Linked DNA regions of Homo sapiens: region 1 is linked to region 2. The links are chromatin contacts, found by Hi-C or POLR2A ChIA-PET in ENCODE. All regions are on one chromosome and are shown on one strand. Each heading gives the region's core, a stretch centred on a gene start or an enhancer-like site at or near the end of the contact. The rest is flanking DNA. Distances are from core to core; before and after follow the strand shown.

Region 1 (2,943 bases), core at 143-2,642, 320 kb before region 2:
GCTTGATGGGAGTTTTCACTGCTCTAGCCATATGTTAAGCTATTTTATCCCCCATGAGAAGCCTATGAAAGAGATAGTAGTGTACCTGCTTTTGTCAGTTGGAGAAACTGAGGAAAATAGCTTCAGGAGTAACTTGCCAGGGCCTCATAGTAGCAAGTGGCAGAGATGAGATTCCTCCCCCGGACCCAGCCCCCTCCTGGCTCTGTGTTCATGCTCATCCCCTTGCCCTGCCTGCAAACACCTCCTGCCTGGCTGAACTTTACAGCTCGCCAAGTTTCAGGCTTGTATTGCAGGGTGCCATCTTTGTTTTGCAGAGGTCCTGAAAGCCATAGAGCCCACCCCACACAGATGAATGTATTCCCTGGTTTGTTGGCCCTGGAAGAAGAGGTGCTTCCCACAGACTGTGTAGAACTAATGAAGATTCACCAGAACCAAAAACTCACTTGAAACCTCTTCTTTTCTATTTTAAAATAGAAATCAGCCTAACAAACACAGTATTCTATTTGCCAAAGAAATATTTCAGTCACATTGTCGATAGCTATGGTATTCCTGCTGTGTGCAGAGCACAGACTGGGACCTCACCGCCCCCGAGCACGTCAGTAAGCAAGTGTGCCTGGTGGCTTCCCCCCAACAGAAATTTTTGAGTACTCTTTTTAAACAAACATCCGCACCAGGTGCACCACCCCCATTCCGTCATTTCTGAGGCCAGTTCAGGAGGGTGAGGGAGGGGTCTTCAGAAGACTCCATGGTCATTCTGATGCTCACCTCTGGTTGAAAACCATGGAGTGTGGCAAAGAGAGAACTGGCGAGGAATCCTCGTTTGACCCTTCCCACTTGTATGACCTCAAGGGGACACTTTTGGAGCTCCTGTTTTTTCACCTCATACAGAAATCCTACTGCCTTGCTGATGGGGTTTTGCCAGAGATACAAGAGTTGTCTGGACAAATGCTTTGTAAATGTCTGTTCCCATATTATACATCCTGTGAAATTGGAGTGTATCCTAGCCAATATGGCTCCATGTTCATCTCTCCTATCCTAGCCAATATGGCTCCATGTTCATCTCCCCATAAGCCACAAGTTCGCCTCCATAGTGTGCCACACGGCATAAAATCACAGGTAGTTTGCAAGAAGAAAACATTACTGTCAGCAAAGGAACGCTGTGTTAAGCTGCTGTGGGGGACCATTCTCTCTGCATTCAAGCCTGGGCTCCTCCATGCAGCCGAGGCCTGGAAATATTACAAGTTCCCCGGTGAACATGGGTGTCTAAAAACAGCACATGCTCACTTAGCAAAACTCCGTGCTTGCCCTTTGCAGCTCAGGAAACTGGCCAGTGAGTGACTCCCTTGAGTGTGCTGGCCTGCACCCTGCATCTCATCATGGAAAAATCCCTCACCGTGCTTCTGCAGGGGGCCAGGCTTGCTTGCTCTCTGCAGGGCTCAGAAAGGGGAACAGTGGCACCCCTGTGTGCTGCTGCAGAGGGAAGTCAGCTCCTTCCCCCGTGGGCAAGATGGAGCCAGCAGTGTTGTGCCTCACCTGGTTACGGTGCAGGGAATGGGCTGGGGGCAGCTGTCCCAGAACCTGTGGCTGCTGCTGTTGCCCCTCATGTTTGAGCACTGAGCTGGGGGCCTCTGTCCAGAAACGAAGGGGTCCTGAAGAAATCATGCGGTTTTAAGTCATCGTCATTAAGGTTTCCCTTTCGCCAAATGTTGATGTCATTCTCAAGGTGGCTCCAGTCTGCCTTCTTGAAAAGTATAACATAAGTATTGTTTCCGTGACTTCTGAACAATTCCACTCTTTGATAGTAACATCCCAAACGTGGCCTGTTTGATTTTTTTGTGAGTTGCAACAGCCCCGGTGTGTGTGGTAGCATCTGGTGCTCCTGTCGCCCTTTGTCTCATTTGCAGACACAGATTTGTAAGAACCTTGCTTATTCAACCATGAGCGCCAAGATATTTTGAGTGATGTTTTTCAGAGCAGAGACTGCATGGATTTGAAAATTGCTTGCTGTATATTCAGTTGCCATTGGAAATAGCTGTAGATATTGAGTAATAATTTGGGGAAATCATAAACACTATGTCAATATTTCCTTTTTTAAAAACTGCCCAGGCTGGCGCGGAGATCTCCACCGTGAACCCAGAACAGTATTCAAAGCGCTTTTTGGACTTTATTGGCCACATCTTGACGTAACCTCCTGCGCAGCCTCGGACAGACATGAACATTGGATGGACAGAGGTGGCTTCGGTGTAGGAAAAATGAAAACCAAACTCAGTGAAGTACTCATCTTGCAGGAAGCAAACCTCCTTGTTTACATCTTCAGGCCAAGATGACTGATTTGGGGGCTACTCGCTTTACAGCTACCTGATTTTCCCAGCATCGTTCTAGCTATTTCTGACTTTGTGTATATGTGTGTGTGTGTGTGTTGGGGGGGGGTGAGTGTGTGCGCGCGTGTGCATTTTAAAAGTCATAAATTAATTAAAACAGATCCACTTCGGTCAGTATGTGTCCCAACAAAGACCCTTTGATTCCAGCTATGGCCGAATGAATGAGTGAGTGAGTGAGTGAGTGAATGAACACACGTGTGGGGGAGGGGAGAAGGAAGTGCATGATGTCAGGCACCGTGTTGGCATCACACAACAAACTGTGGATCAGTTTTTTTTTTTTTTTTTTTTTTTTGGAGTTGAAAGATGTGAGACAGTATTCAGAATAATGAAGATAATAATGATGATTATTATAATAATGATGATGATTCCAAGGAAAAAACCTACAGCGAATGTTCCATTTCTACCCCGCACGCAGACACTCTCCCTAACACTGATAACCTGAGCCCCCAGCACTGGACGGAAGAATGCTGGCGTCTCCGTGTGTACTGGTTCAGGGTTCTGGCCCCAGCCTTGTCAGGACCCCCTGGTGTCCAGAGCCCCCACCCCTCCCGCAACAAGCAGC
Region 2 (2,881 bases), core at 10-2,509:
GTTACTCTTATTGTTGAGGCTCGGGCTTGATTCTTAGCCTCTTTTGGTGTTGGCTCATAGAAGATGAGAATCTCTTTATATGGTGTGGAAGAGGCTGTCTGACTTTGCTGCTTGCCTTTAATTGGTGATTAATTAACCTCAGCCTTTTGTTGTCTTCCTCTAGGGCATCCACTGTTGTCAGCAGCAGCCAATTCCCTAATCCTTGTAATTACCACTTTCTCTAGCTCTCAAAATCCTGATACTGCACCTGCCAGTGCATTCCCTTTTACTGGTATCCAACGCCAGCTCACACCGGGAATGTTTTAATACTTGCACCACTGTCTCATGCCAGAGGTATCCATGCTCCATCTATCCCCAGTGATGGGTCTTCAGTACCTGCCTGCCAGTGGGTGATCTGGCTGTGCCTGCGGTCTCATTTTAAAGCCACTTTCCTAGGATCACTTCCAGCACTAGCTGCTGCAGGTCAGATGCCCGGAGACTCTGAGATTTGCATGTACAGTTTATTGAAGAGTGCTCTCAGAAACAACTCCTTTGAGGAAGCCAGGGAGAAAATAGTACTGAGCAGAGGAAAAAGCCAAACTGAAATGCAGCTGCATCAGTAGCCTCAGCTGGCTCCAGGGGGAGCATTGAGGCTGAAAGAGCATTCAGAGATGTACCAATCCAAGGCACCAGGGCTGGGTCTTTGAATCGCTGCATTGAATTCAGTCATTGGATTGTGGGCTACCCTTGAAGAAGAGACATAAATGTATTGAGGCAACTTCCTTTAACCAAGGTCAATTCCAGAAAATGGATTCAGCTGTGAGCCATCAACAGCCAATAATTACTCCCAGCAACAGCCTTGAACCTGAAGGGGGACTGGGTGAGGGGCCATAGTATCCATGGCACAAGTCTCCTAGGAGTGGTTTCTTTTCTTATTATTTTTCCTTTTATATGTATTATTTCTTCCTGTCTTTTTAGGTCATTGTTGTTGTTTTTTTCTTTTTTGTTACACATTTGCTTTGTATACTTTAATTTTTTAAAAAACAGCAAAGTCATTAAGATTTATATTTAAACGACAGAGATTTTGCTATGCAGTTACATGGTTTGGCTGTGTCCACCTAAATCTCACCTTGAATTGTAATCCCAACTGTTGAGGCAGGGACTGGTAGGAGGTGATTGGATCATGGGGGTGGATTTCCCTCATGCAGTTCTCGTGATGGTGAGTGAGTTCTCACGAGATCTGACGGTTTAAAAGCATCTGGCAGTTCCCCTCGTCCTTGCTCTTTCTCTAGGTCCTGCTGCCCTGTGAGGAAGGTGCTTGCTTCTCCTCCTTCAGCCATGCTTGTAGTTTCCTGAGGCCTTCCCAGCCATGCAGAACTGTGAGTCAATTAAACCTCCTTTCCTTATAAATTACTCAGTCTCGGGTAGTATATTTACAGCAGTGTGAGAACGGACTAATACACCTAGTTACTCCTCTTTACATTATTTTCTAAATAGTCTGTATTTGTTGCTTGCTTTTTGACTTAGAAGTTATTTAGGAGAGACTTAATATTTAACCTTTTTCAAGTGGTTGTTTTTTCCAAAGTTAATTTTACGAATTTATGGTTATATCATGGTGTAGTCAGAGAATGTAGCCAACGTAGTATCTGCTTTTGTCATTTATTACAGTTTTCTGTTTTCCATTAAGTTTTGTTTCCATTTTTCTTGCGTATACCAAGGAAGATAAAAAATAACAATGCAGTTGAATCTGACAAACACATTGGTGTGTAATGAAATGTATGGTGTGCAGGATATACAGAAAAAGCAGAGGATATGTTTTTTCCTCTTTGTCTTTCTTTATATTACCAAAGTTCTTGGCACATAAGAAATGAATATGAGAACAGTATGAAAGTGAAGCAGTTCTCTTTATTCCTTTGTGCCTTCTCATACTGATCAGGGAAAAGAAACCAGGATGATAAGTTTTTGCACTGGTGAAACCCTATCTCTACTAAAAATAGAAAAATTAGCTGGGCGTGGTGGCACGCACCTATAATCTCAGATACTCAGGAGGCTGAGGCAGGAGAATCACTTGAACCCAGGAGGCGAAGGTTGCAGTGAGTCAAGATTGCACCACTGCACTGCAGCCTGAACAACAGAGCGAGACTCCGTCTCAAAACAAAAAAATATATATATACACATACATATATATATAAATAATTTCTGAGTATGTATTTATTGCTTTAAAAATCAAGCAACAGAATTGTTATTGTAATAAGCGTGAGAGGGTTTCCCAGGCAACATTGGATTCTGATTGGCTGAGTCAAGGTAAAATGATGCAGCGCACAAGTTTTGTGTTTTAGACTTGAAGCTCAAGTGTACTTACTTAGTTTTTGATCTCGATAAAATAGTCTTAAGGAAAATCATAAAAAATTTTGATTATGTGGATTTTGGCAAAACAGAGATGGAGTGCACATAGGGCAAGAAGTACTCGTGATTCTTGATTAAACTTCCAGTGTTTTGAAAATCAAGTTAAAATTTCTGAAGATTTATACTCCGTTTAATTGTATTAGCACAATTTATAAATTATTGCAACTTTTCACTAAAATCCTGTCCTTCCTCAGTCTTCATTGTATATGTCTAACCTATATTTTTAGAAGAGTTTTATGTGCCAAACTACCAATGATGAGAATTATATATTTCAAACAAATATTCTAAGTTTTTGAAATAAAACCACAAATAAATTACCTATTGTACATAGAATGTTGCCATCTAGATATTTTTCCAGAAGAGTAGAAAGTATTCTCATTTTGATGCAAGTAGCTTGTTTTCCTTAAAGAGGTTGTTGCCCTGTTTGAGTCTATTGGTGATAATTCAAAGTAGGTTATATATTATCTTTAGTTTTAAAAGATTTAACAAATCTAGA

The links. Hi-C counts contacts between places; a loop is a spot of excess contacts on that map. ChIA-PET counts read pairs that join two places held with the same protein, here RNA polymerase II (POLR2A).
Region 1: a map of HepG2 shows a loop between it and region 2 (3-fold over the local background). The contact joins the enhancer-like site here to the promoter of EBLN1 in region 2. A Hi-C loop is called at or near these places in 1 of 168 maps with a recorded cell type or tissue (HepG2). POLR2A ChIA-PET finds 5 or more read pairs at or near these places in 3 of 52 experiments (MCF 10A, OCI-LY7 and WTC11).

The regions. Positions count from the first base shown.
Region 1 is chr10:22,536,445-22,539,387 of GRCh38, reverse strand. PIP4K2A (phosphatidylinositol-5-phosphate 4-kinase type 2 alpha) reads left to right here. Exons shown (of 10, transcript NM_005028.5): 10 at 2,107-2,943. The coding sequence ends at 2,187. Among named protein-coding and RNA genes, the nearest start is that of LINC03027, 100 kb to the right of the region's middle. Within about 2 kb of position 1,392, at least 3 of the 41 ENCODE cell types and tissues checked have a DNase peak (open chromatin) inside an H3K27ac peak, as active enhancers do.
Region 2 is chr10:22,216,393-22,219,273 of GRCh38, reverse strand. EBLN1 (endogenous Bornavirus like nucleoprotein 1) reads left to right here and starts at 1,259. Exons shown (of 3, transcript NM_001394757.1): 1 at 1,259-1,358.